3 separate regions of the Homo sapiens genome follow, and regions 1 and 2 are each linked to region 3. The links are chromatin loops, found by intact Hi-C in ENCODE. Cell type or tissue: heart left ventricle. All regions are shown on one strand.

The links. Peaks named below come from ENCODE experiments on the same cell type or tissue, not always from the same donor. Only the 100,000 strongest peaks of a DNase experiment are listed, where the experiment ranks them.
Region 1: it touches region 3 in a loop (4-fold over the local background); 4 of 110 quality-filtered maps call a loop at or near these places.
Region 2: it touches region 3 in a loop (2.3-fold over the local background); 8 of 110 quality-filtered maps call a loop at or near these places.

The regions. Positions count from the first base shown.
Region 1 is chr5:111,981,489-111,986,488 of GRCh38, forward strand. All of the region lies in intron 3 of NREP-AS1 (NREP antisense RNA 1), which reads left to right. Among named protein-coding and RNA genes, the nearest start is that of NREP-AS1, 71 kb to the left of the region's middle. In heart left ventricle, no CTCF peak of the experiment used is centred here; a DNase peak (open chromatin) is centred at 2,873; H3K27ac peaks cover 387 bases.
Region 2 is chr5:111,992,601-111,997,600 of GRCh38, forward strand. The region is part of intron 3 of NREP-AS1 (NREP antisense RNA 1); the gene reads left to right. Among named protein-coding and RNA genes, the nearest start is that of NREP-AS1, 83 kb to the left of the region's middle. RefSeq lists an enhancer at 4,902-5,000. In heart left ventricle, no CTCF peak of the experiment used is centred here; no DNase peak of the experiment used is centred here.
Region 3 is chr5:111,548,272-111,553,271 of GRCh38, forward strand. The region is part of intron 1 of STARD4-AS1 (STARD4 antisense RNA 1); the gene reads left to right. Among named protein-coding and RNA genes, the nearest start is that of STARD4, 38 kb to the left of the region's middle. RefSeq lists an enhancer at 2,162-2,241. In heart left ventricle, a CTCF peak has its summit at 2,440 (motif pointing right); a DNase peak (open chromatin) is centred at 2,500; H3K4me3 peaks cover 238 bases; H3K27ac peaks cover 2,756 bases.

The DNA of each region.
Region 1 (5,000 bases), 430 kb after region 3:
TCCTGCATTGCCCCACAAGAGAAAGTTAATCTCTTACTTTCAAAATGTAAAAGATGTAGGGCCAGGCACGGTGGATCACGCCTGCAGTCCCAGCACTTTGGGAGGCCAAGGCAGCCAAATTGCTTGAGATCAAGAGTTTGAGGGCAGCCTGGTCAATATGGCCAAACCCTGTCTCTACAAAAAATAAAAAAATTAGCTAGGTGTGGTGGCACGTGCCTGTAGTCCCAGCTACTTGGGAGGCTGAGGCACAAGAATTACTTGAGCCTGGGAGGCAGAGGTTTCAGTGAGCCAAGACCTTGCCACTGCACTCCACCCTGGGCAACAGAGCAAGACTCTGTCTCAAAAAAGGAAAATATTTAAAAATAAAAGATGTAGTTAACCCTGCAAAAGCTGATACCATGCCACTTCTTTTTTTTTTTTTTTTTTTTTTTTTTGAGACGGAGTCTCGCTCTGTCACCCAGGCCGGACTGCAGACTGCAGTGGCGCAATCTCGGCTCACTGCAAGCTCCGCTTCCCGGGTTCACGCCATTCTCCTGCCTCAGCCTCCCGAGTAGCTGGGACTACAGGCGCCCGCCACCGCGCCCGGCTAATTTTTTTGTATTTTTAGTAGAGATGGGGTTTCACCTTGTTAGCCAGGATGGTCTCGATCTCCTGACCTCATGATCCACCCGCCTCGGCCTCCCCAAGTGCTGGGATTACAGGCGTGAGCCACCGCGCCCGGCCACCATGCCACTTCTTAATGATGATCTAGGACATGATTCACCAAACTATAACCCACCGGTAAAATCTGGTTGTGTAAATAACACTTTATTGGAAAACAGCCACATTCAATTGTTTACATATTGTCTGTGGCTGCTTTTGCACTACAATGGCAGCACTGAGTAGATCTAACAGAAACTATATGGCCCACAAAGCCCCAAATACTTACCATCTGGCCCGTACAGAAAGAGTTTGTTTACCCTTGATGTAGGAGGTTGGATGGGGCAATCTATCTTCAATGTACTTTTAGCAAAACACATAAGATTTGACAAACAGTGGCCTTAATGTAAGACTACTGCTTATCTCACCTAAAGTCTAGAGGTAGGCAGGCCCAGTTGGTTCACAGATTGAACAATGACCTCAGAGACCCTGGATTTTTACCCTCTCCCATTCTGCCATCTTTATCAGATTGATTTACCACTTCAGAGTTTCCAGATAGCTACAATAGCCACAAGCATCCTCTTAGGACAGCAACCAAGACAGAAGAAATGGAAAGGGCAAAACAGATATTTTCTTATGAAATTCTTTATCATGAAAAAAAAGTTTTCCCAGAAAGCCTTGGTAGAAATTCTCAAATTGTTTTGCATGCATAGCCTTGGACCAATCACAAAGTGTACTGAGGTTTGCCATGGTGGGTTTGGAGCCAGGGTTGTCATGCCTGGTTGCATATTAGAATTATCAGCAAAGTAACTAACAAATTAGAAAACATTAACATCTGTGCCCTATCTCACTCCAATCATGGCAGACTCTTTCAGGTGGTTCCTAGTAGTGGTATTTTTCTTTTCTTTAACTCTTAAGAAGATTCTAATAGGTAACCAGGAATGAGAACCACCAGTTGAACTAATCATCATTCATTTCCTGGGGCTGAACATGTTTCTACATGAAAAAAAGCAGGGTTTATTGTATGGGAAGAAAAAGGAACAACTGGGTGGCTTCTGGGTAGGCGATCAATGAAGTTTGTCACAGTCATCTACATAGATACTGAAGCAATTCATATAAATGGTGGACTTGGGGGAAAGAGACTGGGAGCCAGAATCCACCCAGAATCTTCCATGAATGAGGGGGAGCACCTAGAAAGTTTATGGGTAACCCCTTCAAGCAGGGTAAAGGTCCATGAACTTCATTGGAAAAAAAGCCTACATGTAAAGATCACAGGAGACGGAGGTGTTGAGGGAGGGTAGGAATGTAGGAAAGAAAGGAGTGCTAAGGATACAATTAGTTCAATATTGGGCATATTGAAAGTAAAGTGTCTGTTATTTCAAGGTTGAGGTATCTAAAAGACTTACCAGTCTAGAGTTCAGAAAAGAAGTAAACTGCATTCTTTCTAGGACATTTTTTAGAACAGGTGGCTACTAAGAATTTCCCCAGGAAATTGGCTTAAACTGGAAATGTCCCAAGAAACTACTATCTATGGGGATGATGAAATCATGAATCGGAGGTTGTTCTGTGAGATGCTTAAAATACAAAGAAAAGTAAATATCTGCACCTTGAGATACAACAAACATAAATCAAACCTAATGCCAACTGTTAAGACTGTCAATTTATCCTGAACCCCTTCTAAAGATAACAGACATTTTGATATTTTACTTGACACATTTCAAGCTTTGATGGTAAAAGGAAATCACACTATTTTCAACTAATAAGAATAATAAAATTAGCAGGACAAATCCAAGACTTCCAATTCCAAATCCCTTGGATTGAATCCTCACTTAATCCAAGCTCTGATTTGCACATGACTGGTAACTGCAAAATCTGAGTGACCTTTTCATCTCCAATGAAACGCCCTGGGAAAATTGTTTTCCTTGCGCTCATTTCAAAACAGTAACTGCTCTACTTCATTTAAGATTCCTTGTCAAGGGAATTCAATTAGCATCAGCCTGAGGTTACCTCAGGACTTCTTAAAGTTTTTTATCCTGTGAAGTCCCTTGGGTTTTCCATGACTCACATCTACTGTCCACACAAAATAAGTTCACATTTCATCTTACAAATTCTGAGGTATTTCTGGTCTCCCCCTCACTATCACATCAAATCTGAAAGGAGGAAGTGCCCAAGGGGAGGGAGTAGGTGGTGAATGCCAGGTCACCCATAGTTCACTGCCTTTTCCCCAAGCAGCTATCCAGAGCACAGGGGCTGCGTCTCTGTGGCTTCCTGAGAATAGCCCATGATCTCCCTATGGGTCAACTCCCAGTTTAGAAAACACTGGGAAAATACTGAACGTCTGCTTTGTATAAAGACAGACTCTGAGTTAAATAGAACCCAGGAATGCTGAAACAATAACATTTGACAAATTTGCTCTACTAATAGCATAAAAATCTCAGCTTATCAATGGGAAAATATTTATTGCTTGCTATTATTAAAATTAAACAGGCCATCTTCATTGAACTATCATAAGATGAAAATTCCATTTATTCAGCCTCTAGTTCAACAAGTACTTGAGTGCCTACTATGTGCAAGACACAAGGTGACTAAAACACAATTCCTACTTTTCAGTAAACAAAAAAACTAAAAAAAAAAAACCCTTGCCAAAAACATAATATGATGCTATAATATGTCACAAAGGTGTCAGGGTGTGCCTGATTATATCTATAGGATTGCTATGATAGGCCTGCCAGAAATCCAACCACATGAGGCTCTTTCTAGGACGGCATCACGAGGACAGCATCAGGCAGGTAAGTCTGGCACTTCTGTACCTTCCTGGTCAGAGGGTAAGTGCAATTCTGACAGCCTATGGCTGTCAATTGGATGTTTGCTCTGTTCTTTGAGTAAAAACAGAAACAGCTGTTTTTACTAACATAAGTGATATTGGGCCAGATAGGAACACATCTTGGTACACTTTTCCCAAAAAGAAAGATTAATATCACCAAATTGTAAACAAATTTAGTCATTCAACAAATATTTATCAAGAGCCTACAATGTAGCGCAGTCACAAAGTTGAGGCCTAAGGAAAACAGGTAACACATGAATAATCTGCAGGCAACAGGAAGTAATCAATCTGATATATTTACAATTAATGAGATCTCATTGGAACAGAGTGTCCAATTGGTGACAAATTTTTAAAAGATGTGTGGAAACTAGAGCAGATTCAAAGTAAAATAGTAAGAATGATTAACAAAGAAAATTAGGTTACATAGGAAAAGGTTATATTAGAGTTCCTTAACTTAGAGAAGACTAAGGGCTGACTTGATTATCATCTTCATGACTGAGAGAGGCTTGATGCTGTTTTCCTTAAAGGCTCAGATGTGAGACAATGGGATAAAATTAAAGCATGTGTTTAGCCATTGATCCAATCAATAAACACACATAATAGGGGTATCTGCCTTGTTACGTAAAACAACAGAAGATTGTAGAAGCACGAAGAGAGTACAACATAGTCCCTGCTAATGAAAGGCATTTCATTTGGACATAGAACATAATTCCATAAAAAATCAGTTGATAAAACTCAAGAATTGGCTGAAGGAGAGTATGTAATATGAATAAATGCCTAGACATTGTCAAGAAGAAAATCGATTGCTACTCCAGATCATCACAATCAGGGCATAGAGCGAGATAATAACTCAAGTTTCCTTATACATTTGTGATACTAGAATCTGCACCCTAGTTTTACAGTCAACAGTTCCCTACAAAGTGACATTAAAAGTGATATATAACTATGATGTAAATAACTGGATTTATATTTGACCACTGACTAATATTATGATTTCATGTCATATATTCTTATGTCCATTTCTTTTTTTTATTTTATTTTTTATTTTTTTATTTTATTATTATTATACTTTAAGTTTTAGGGTACATGTGCACAATGTGCAGGTTAGTTACATATGTATACATGTGCCATGCTGGTGTGCTGCACCCATTAACTCGTCATTTAGCATTAAGTATATCTCCTAAAGCTATCCCTCCCCACTCCCCCCACCCCACAACAGTCCCCAGAGTGTCATGTTTCCCTTCCTGTGTCCATGTGTTCTCATTGTTCAGTTCCCACCTATGAGTGAGAATGTGCGATGTTTGGTTTTTTGTTCTTGCGATAGTTTACTGAGAATGATGATTTCCAATTTCATCCATGTCCCTACAAAGGACATGAACTCATCATTTTTTATGGCTGCATAGTATTCCATGGTGTATATGTGCCACATTTTCTTAATCCAGTCTATCATTGTTGGACATTTGGGTTGGTTCCAAGTCTTTGCTATTGTGAATAGTGCCGCAATAAACACACGTGCGCATGTGTCTTTATAGCAGCA
Region 2 (5,000 bases), 440 kb after region 3:
AAAAAAAAAAAAAAAAAAGAAACTTTCAAACTATTTCCAGGATGCCTGTACCATTTTTCATTCCTACCAGCAATGTGTGGGTGATCAAATTTTGCAGCATTCTCACCAGCATTTGGTGTTGTCACAATTTTTAATTTTAGCCTAATGGGTGTATAGTGTTGTGTGTTTAGTTTTATTTTAAAAGGATAAATACACTGCTCTGGGAGGCAAGGGAGAGAGTGACTAAGTCCAGGGAGCAATGGATGTGGGAGTGTTGGGGGCAGTAGAGATCTGGTTAGGAAAGCTTCCAAAAAAAGGTAACATTTGGGTTGGGTGTTTTTGGTTTTTTAGACAGGGTCCCACTCTGTCACCCAGGCTGGAGTGCAGTGGCACAATCATGGCTCACTGTAGCCTTGATCTTTTGGGTGCAAGCAATCCTCCCAACGCAACCCTCCCCAACCCCGTAGCTGGGACTATAGGTGTAAGCCACCATGCTCAGCTGAGCTGGGCTTTTAAAAACTAAGTAGATGTTCAGAAACTGGAGAGAAAGGAAGAATACATCCAGCATAACGAATAAAATATTCAAAACCAAGGAGACATGTGAGAGCATAAAGCACGGAGAGAAGGTTTACATAGGTGGAGCCCAGCATGCCATGCTTGCACGAGGAGAGTGGGAAGAAAAAGGGAAAAGAGAAAGGAATCAATGCAGGTGGAAAATGACTTGTGTGTCATACCAGGGATTCCAGCTGTGTGCTGCAAGTACAAGGAAACCCTCTGGTATGATAAGGACAATGACAGGGCTGTTTCCATGCACTATTAACTATACCTCACAATGTCACCCGTATCTGTCCCCTCCCTTTCTTTTCTCACTATCATTCTAACTCAGAGGCTCACCATACCTTGCCTGGAGAACCCTGCTTCAATTAACCCCACCTACTGATACCAAAGTCATTCTCCTTAGTCTCAGAGCCCATAGTATGTTATTTCTCCTTCAGAAATCTTTGTTGGCTCTTTTCTCTGAGCAGAACAAAGTCTGAACTCCTGAGAGTGCATTTAACAGAGGTGATGTGGTGCTACTGTTTCCCTCTGAGAAGATAAGCTCCAGGTTTATGGGGCCGATTTCTATTCTCCATATGGGTAGTGCTTTTTACAGCTCCTAAGCTAGAAACCCATGTTTCCTCTACCTCCTTAGCCTACAGAAGTGCTCCTGATTCTGAAAGACTCAGGCTCAATGTCACTTGTTCTGTGAGGGTTATACTAATCCCCTTCCTTCCTCCACTCCCAAATTTATGCTAATCACTCTTACTTTGGGTTTCACCACTATTTTACTCATATCACCATTAAAGTGTTTATTTCATCCTACTTTGCATTACGGTTAGCCTACAAATTTTCTCCTCAAATAGACTGTAAACTATTTGATGCCAAGCTTTGTGATATGGATGTAAAGTAGAAACTTGAGTTGTGCATTTATTTAATATCAATGCACCTATGTGCCCAGGATTTGGTTATATCTTAGGGAAGGTATATAAACTCCAAAAGAGTGTAGAAACTAGGAAGGGGATACAATATGTTTAAAAAATAGTAACGTAAAGCAGAATATAATTTGTTTCTTAAAAAGCCAAAATTGACAAATGGGATCTAATTAAACTAAAGAGCTTCTGCACAGCAAAAGAAACTATCATCAGAGTGAACAGGCAAACTACAGAATGGGAGAAAAGTTTTGCAATCTATCCATCTGACAAAGGGATAATCTCCGGAATCTACAAAGAACTTAAAAAAATTTACAAGAAAAAAACAACATCATCAGAAAGTGGGTGAAGGATATGAACAGACACTTCTCAAAAGAAGACATTTATGTGGCCAAAAAACATATGAATAAAAGCTCATCATCACTCATCATTAGAGAAATGGAAATCAAAACCACAATGAGATACCATCTCACACCAGTTAGAAAGGCGATCATTAAAAAGTCAGGAAACAACAGATGCTGGAGAGGATATGGAGAAACAGGAATGCTTTTACACTGTTGGTGGGAGTGTAAATTAGTTCAACCATTGTGGAAGAGACAGTATGGTGATCTAGATCAAGGATCTAGAACCAGAAATACCATTTGACCCAGCAATCCCATTACTGGCTATATACCCAAAGGATTATAAATCCATCTACTATAAGACACATGCACACATATGTTTATTGCGGCACTGTTCACAATAGCAAAGACTTGGAACAAACCCAAATGCCCATCAATGATAGACTGGATAAAGAAAATGTGGCTCATATACACTGTGAAATACTATGCAGCCATAGAAAAGGATGAGTTCATGTCCTTTGCAGGGACATGGATGAAGCTGGAAACCATCATTTTCACCAAACTAACACAAGAACAGAAAACCAAACAACATATGTTCTCACTCATAAGTGGGAGCTGAACAATGAGAACACATGGACACAGGGAGGGGAACATCACACACCACGGCCTCTCGGGGTGTGGGGGGCTAGGGGAGGGATAGCATTAGGAGAACTACCTAATGTAGATGACGGGTTAATGACTGAAGCAAACCACCATGGCACATGTATACCTATGTAACAAACCTGCACCTTCTGCACATGTAGCTCAGAACTTAGAGTATAATAATAATTTTTAAAAAATTAGCCATATGTGGCAGTTCACATTTGTAATCCCAGCTACTCAGGAGAAGACTGAGGCACAATCATCACTTGAACCTGGGAAGTGGAGGTTGCAGTGAGCCGAGATGGCACCACTGCACTCCAGCCAGGACCACAGAGCAAGACTGTCTCAAATTTAAAAAAAAAAATTATTGATATATGATAAGAAATAAAACCAATTTTTCACCGTACAGAGTAAAAAAGAATAATGCAAACAAAAAGCCACATTTTCTCTATATGCCTCTAAAATGTGACTCTGTGTCTAACTTTATTTCATTTGAGGTTCTCCAGAAACATTTTCCCACAATTAAAAAAAAATGAAAACAAAAAGCAAAAAGCCAGGTTTGCAAAAACTGTGGCAAAGTCTACTTTAAACTTTTATTTTGCACTTATTTTTATTTAAAATAAACTGTAGTGTAAACTTGCTATTTTATCAAAATAATTAAACATAATGGAATATTAAAAACTATTTCTACACAGTAAGGACTCTAACAATAAAAGAAACCAAAAAGAACGTGGTAGTATAGTTTTTAAAATGCATAATATTTATGCAAACCTCAAATCCACTTCTGATAAATGTATGCAGATGTAAAAGGTGAGTAGCACATCAACAGTACTGCCAGTTCCGGACACTTTTCAAACACAAGGTCTCAAATGACAACACTCCCAAGAATGAGGTCATGGTGACCGTTCATTACTTCTAAGATGTGACCAAACTATCTGTAGTAGCTTTTAACAATAAAAATATAATCAGAATTCTTAGAACAAATATATAGGATGCAATAAAAAATTTATCCCTCAGTGATGTGTCAATGAATGTGTTGATCTCACTTGAATTTTATGCGAAAGACTTGACATCTCCTGCCTTTTTTTGGTAATTTACATAAGTTATCCTCTAAATCAAGATAAAGTAAATGTCACCTTTCTCTAATAGAATCAGTATTCTATTTCTACAGTGTAGTTATGGTACTCAATGTGTCTTCAATTTAACGAAAAGGAAAGAGGAATATATGTCATACTGACTTCCTAAAGTGTTTAAAATAAATATCACAAACATGTAAAGGCTAAAGTAGGATTACTGGGACCTCTTCTCCCCTGGACACACAATTATTAGGATTTGATGACTAGGACTGTATTTGGGGTTCTTATATAAACTAGGTTTTTATTGTTTCATTTTATTTCATCGGGTCAAGCAAATATTCTTTAACTGTAAAAGAAATTTAGAAATATACAGGTCATGACTTTTATTATCTTCTAAAATTATAGCTAGTATCTCAACTATATCTTTGGATAGGCCTTTAATCAATTTTTAATCACATTCTCTACAAGTACCAGGCACCGCAATCAAAATTTCCTTCTAACTTATTGGACCTGAAAGGAGCATAATCTTTTGGAAATTCCAACACACTCAGTTGAACACACAGATTTCCTCGAAGCCAAATTTTATTTTAGCACTCTTCTTTTCTGATTAGAAAATGAAAATGAAACATATTTAACCATTGTGTGTATCAAAGAAATTGAATGACTGTACCTCCAAAGGGAAGCTCTGCTGGCTGGACAATACCCACATAAACTAATGCTAGTGAGGTTCAGTGTAGCCAAAAGGGGAATTGCTTCTTATAAAAGTGATTTTTTTAATGTTTAATTTTTTTTTCAGTTTTTCCTTTTCCTTTAAGATTGAAGACAGTCTGAAAGAGTGTTATGAGGCTGAAAGAGTGTTATGAGGCTAAACAAAGGAACAAAGGAACACACTGGAGAGAAGAATCAGGGTGAAAAAAGAGCCATGGCAGGGAAATGCCATGAAAGTTTCTGATGAATCTATTTTATTGTATTAAAGTGTAATCAGAAAATAAATTCAAACAGGAAAGAAAGGAGAGAGCCTTCAAAAGTCTGCCATTGTTTCAAAAGCAGACCAAAAGAAAAGTAACACTAAATTAATGCTTCTCATCTGATTAGTGTTTGGAAATTACATTCCACTTTCACCTACATACTTTTTCTTTCCTAATACTTCAAAAAGGTAAAAAAGTTAGTTTCACACCACCTACCACTGCAGCGTTCAACTATAGGCATGGCATACCTTCTCTTCACGTCTCTCTGCAGAGAATCTGCCTTCTCTGTCTTTAAACATGCAAAGAGTAGTGGATTCAATCATCCATGGTGTGAAGAAAGTCTGCTAAGACTGCATGGATCCGACAAGATGGTGGATAGTTGACTTCCTGAGCATAACTAACCCTGCTGGTCAGAGCTTACGTCATGTACTGTATTGTAGACGCTGCACCTTTACTTCATATAACTTCTGATTATGCAATCGGTGTAAGATATTCCCTTAATGACACATTTGACAGGATTAAAGG
Region 3 (5,000 bases):
ATCTAAGCTAACCAAAAAGCCTCCCATGCACCACACCTGACAAAATTAATTTTCTGTGGGTTAATCTTAAAATCCTTAGGACTCACTTGAATGGCTCACCTAGGAAATACAGTACCCACCTGCAGTGTCAGAAAGGAAACAAAGCACAAAGGCACAGATCACCATGGAACAGATCACTGTTCAATGCCAGCAGGCAAACAAGGCTGTCATGATCGGAGGACAAGGGCAAGTCACTGGTGATGTGCTTCCCTACCAGAAGGAGGACACTCTTCATGCGGCATGTTGCTGCCCGTACCTTGGTCACTTGACCTGGGAGCAGGGATATGCTAATAAAAAAGGAGGGGCTCATTCCATTTCTTTTCCATGCACGCTTGTTTTGAAAACATTCTGAGCCTTGCAGATTACATGATAATTATACTTAAGGGCTGCCAAGGAACTTCAGGAATAATTATCATATGATTTGCAGGTTTTCAAGCTCATGATAACACTAATGCTGAGAGGCCTTCTTTAGTCATTCACAGCAATTATCCTTCTCCAGAGTGCACTCGCTTGCAATCTTAGATTGTTTCTTGAGCCTGATAAGAAGCCAAAGAGGCTAAATGAGACGTGTTTAAAGGAGGCCCAGTGATTTGGGGGGATGTGAAGCTCCATTGGTCACAACTGGAAGGCCATCCAAATCAGAGCCTGTCACTGGAGCCACATGAAGATTGCAATTTAATAAAATCTAACACCTGCTTAGAGACCATTCTTGTAGTGGACACAAAGTGCCAGCCTCTAATACTCCTTCCTTACTCTTCATGGAAACCTTGAAGAGTGATTAAAAATAGTACTGTTTATGTCTCTGACCACAGAGCCAGTCATTTTCAGCACTTAACTGAAATTGCTCATGATAGTGTTTCTAACAATGGCCACATAAGTGGCAAATCCCTTAAGAATTTTGCCCTCTCAGCAGGTGGCAATCTGCCACCTTTATCTGATCATTTCTCTCCTCCTTTGGCATTGTAGACACCATTTTTTCCTGGTTATGACCCTACTTCTCTTTATCTTCTTTGTCGATTGCTTTTCCACTCCAGGGAGTTCTGTGTTTGACACACAGGAGGTGTGGGTAGTTGTTTACTCTGTAAATAAGTTGTTAGCCGTGCAGCACTGCCAAGGAATTGCACCAAATGTGTATGCATTAGCAGTTAAGAAGAGCGTGTGCAATGTGAGTGAATGGAGTCTGGTCATTTGTCATCCAATGCCTATTTAGCACCTGTTATGTGACAGATAACAGGCCGGCACTCGGATCATAACCCGGAGCAACATAGTCAGAAACAAACACAATTTCTCTCCTTGGTAAGCCTGGTCTGTTGGGAGGTTTTGATAAGTAAAAAGAAGACTGAGAGGCCGGGAGCGGTGGCTCACGCCTGTAATCCCAGTACTTTGGGAGGCCGAGGTGGGTGGATCACCTGAGGTCAGGAGTTCAAGACCAGCCTGGCCAACATGATAAAACCCCGTCTCTACTAAAAATACAAAACCTAGCCAGGCATGGTGGCAGGCGCCTATAATCCCAGCTACTCGGGGGCTGAGGCAGAAGAATCGCTTGAACCCGGGAGGCAGAGGTTGCAGTAAGCCGAGATAGCACCATCGCACTCCAGCCTAGGGGACAAGAGCAAGACTTCATCTCAAAAAAAACAAAAAAGAAGACTGAAAAAACATCAAAGAGATCTATCAACTTCTTGCTTGGAGGATGAGAGCAACCGTACCCAGACTTTCAGGTTGAGACTTAAAGGGTGATTAAGATTTGGAGAAAATTAAGAAGCATAAGCCAGGTATGGTGGCTCACACTTGTAATCTCAGCGCCTTGGGAGGCTGAGGCAGGAGGATTCCTTGAGGCCCAGAGTTTGAGACCAGCCTGTGCTACATAGTAAGACTTTGTCTCTACAAAAAAATTAGCTGGATATGGTGGTGTGTGCCTGCAGTTCTGGCTACTCAGGAGGCTAGGGCAGGAGGACTGCTTGAGCCCAGGAGTTGAAGGTTACAGTGACCTATGATCGTGCTACTACTGCATGGTAGCCTGGGTCTTGCACATTTAGGAAGATTTGGAAGAATGCCCAAGTAGGGTGCAAGCAGTATGCTCAGGACACTCATTTTGCCTGACAGAGAACTTTAGGTTACCTGTGCTTAGAAGCACACAGCTACAGAAGGACAAGGGCAAGTCACTGGTGATGTGCCTTCTTACCAGAAGGAGGGCACTCTTCATGCGGCATGTTGCTGCCCATACCTTGGTCACAAGAAAACAGAGAAGTAGACCAGTTCAACCACAGTGAGAAGAGAGGAGAGAGCATATCTATTTGAAGCCTGATGACTGAGGCTTTATAGGACAAGTGAATCTTCACAATTGTGCCTTGTGAAGGCAACCGGGTATAAGGTCCCTTTCCTTGCAAGATAATTAATAAGATCCCCACAAGAGGGCGCCCTGGTAGAAGAAAGTCCTGGCTCATCCATTCACATCCTGTGCGCCTGACTCACTAAGCTCCCTCGGGGTAAACCAGGACCTTCAGAGAGAGGCCCCAACACGAAAACATCCCTGATGATGAAAGTAATGGACACTGGCCCACTGAAGTTCCTGGGGAGCTGAATCACAGGTGTTCTTGTGATTTCACAAACAAAAGACTCCTCTTATAGCAGCAGTGCTCTATTTTCTCCTAAGTCATATTCTGTGGGAGCCTCCCACTATTTGTAACAGTACTCATTAAGTTCGTACTTAACAAGTAAGCAATGAGCTGCTGTCTTTGGCCTCTAGAAAGATTCAAGGTGAACCTTTTGTCTTCTTTCATTTCACACCATACACATCAACATCAGATCTGCTGCAAGACCAAGAGATTGTATATTATTTTAGGTGAAATAATACAGTCATTTAGGCATCCCTTAGAAATATGCCTAGAAACTAAAGTCCCTTAGAAATTAAAGTCACTTAGTTTCTTAGTGATACTATCTTGGAATTCCCACCCATTTCCTCAGGAAGTGCTATTAGCAGTACAGGATGCAGAATTTAGTCTAATGAGCAGACAACATTGTGGGTGTTTTAAGAGCAGGCTGTGTCTTGAAAAAACAAATGGACCTGTATTTTTCTTTGACTAAAGGCCCCTTATTGGAAAGGTGCTCCCCGCTCCCTGCAGGTGTTGTCATGGTAACATGTGATAAATAATGGATATTAACTGATAAGGCCCTTACTTCCCTAGGCTCTTTCCAACTCTCTAAGAATGTTCTCACAATTTCATATTGTAATTCTGTATTGTTTTTCTTAGAGTCCCAAATTATATATGTTTCATGCTGCTCCCACAAAACCTTAGTTCCCCAGGTGTTAATTTTATGACAGCATATCTAACTGCATCCTCTGAGCAGCAGAGCACCTGTCAGTCTCTGCTAGATTGAACATGTCTAGGACAATAGCAATTGTTTCCAATTGTACGCATTTCCACCACCTTTTCTCCCCTGGTTTTTCTTTAAGCGACTGTTGTATCAAAGCGAAGGAAGGAAGTGACTAAGAGAAGGAAATTATGCCTAAGTCATTTTAAAAGGGCATTTTTCAAACGACAAAACTTTTTCCCAAGCAGGGGTTTCAGGCTAGGCTAAGGACAGTGTGGATCGAAACACAGATCCTTAAGGAGTTGAATTTCTTCTTTGCCGTGCTCCTACTCCTCTGCATACAAATTGTTCTTTGAGCTTTCACTAGTTTTCCCATTGTCTTCTCTGCATTCCCAAGCTCACTTAATTCATGGTCTGTCTGCCTCTCTGTCTCCTTTTTTCCTTAGCCTCCAGAGATGTGCATGCCTACTTTCTGTTTTCACAGCTTCATTTCCATCTCTGGCACGTGAGAGCCTCTGTGCTGGATGCAGACATATTACCTTTGTTTTCCTGGAGTCATCCAACTGCTGCCTGTTTCCAGCAGCTCCCTTCACATTATTTGACTCTGTATCATTGCCCTCAGCCACAAGGGTTAGCAAGGCTAATGGGTACAGTGAACTTAGCCTGTCTTTTTGTATTAATACATCCCGCCAGGAAAAATCATTTACAATGGCATTTAGGCTTTGCAATGGGAAAACAGGAAAGAATCTCGTTCTTTGTGGTCTCAAGCCCATACTGGCAGAGGCTGAGTTGCTATGAAATTTCCAGCTTCAGGCAGAGAAGGGAAAAAGTAGAGGGCACACCTAAAATACAGGAATGCACACGGGTGCACGCACCCTTAAGCATGCATTACGTTTGCCCAGTAATGTATGTGCACTTGAGTGCAAGCCCCAATTCAACCTCTTTCTATGTGTTGGATATATGTATGAGAAGAAGCCTTTTTTTTTTTTCATTTGACATTCAGTTAAGCTAAAAGCAAAAACAACCATCTGTACTGCCTTTGATAGAGTAGATTGTTAAAAGCTGTTCCCTGTCAGACCTTTTCTTTCAGCCTTGGTGAGGAGACACATACACATATGACACTTCTGTCATTCACATATGAAACACTTGTATTTCAACAAAGTCACAGGTCCTCTATAAAACCATCAGGTTAAATTCTAAATTCTTCCCAATGGCTGGCTCCTATGACCTTTGATTGCCATAGCAAAATGGAAAGCATTCACTTCACTTTTTGGTCTTGTGTTTTGTATGTATGTGTTTTTGTTGGTTTGTTTGTTTTTGCCACTGAGGGCACCAAACATTCTTTCTGATTGTGCTCCACATTTTTCATTAACAGTTGCATTTAAGCAGTTCATTCTAATTCTTTCCGTTGTTCCTGTTCTGTGTGAACTATCTGCTGGCAGTTACCATGCCAACCCCAAATCCTGGGGTCCTGCTGCTAGATCACAAGCTGCCATTAGCATATTTTTAATACCACCTGATTGCCCTCCAAAGACCTTCTACTAGCTGATCTCCATTAGCTTACAGTGTCAAGAGATTTGATTGCATATTTACAGTGTGGATCAGGGAGAGAATTTGCTGAGCTGCACAGTTAGTCTCCCAGGTTTAGC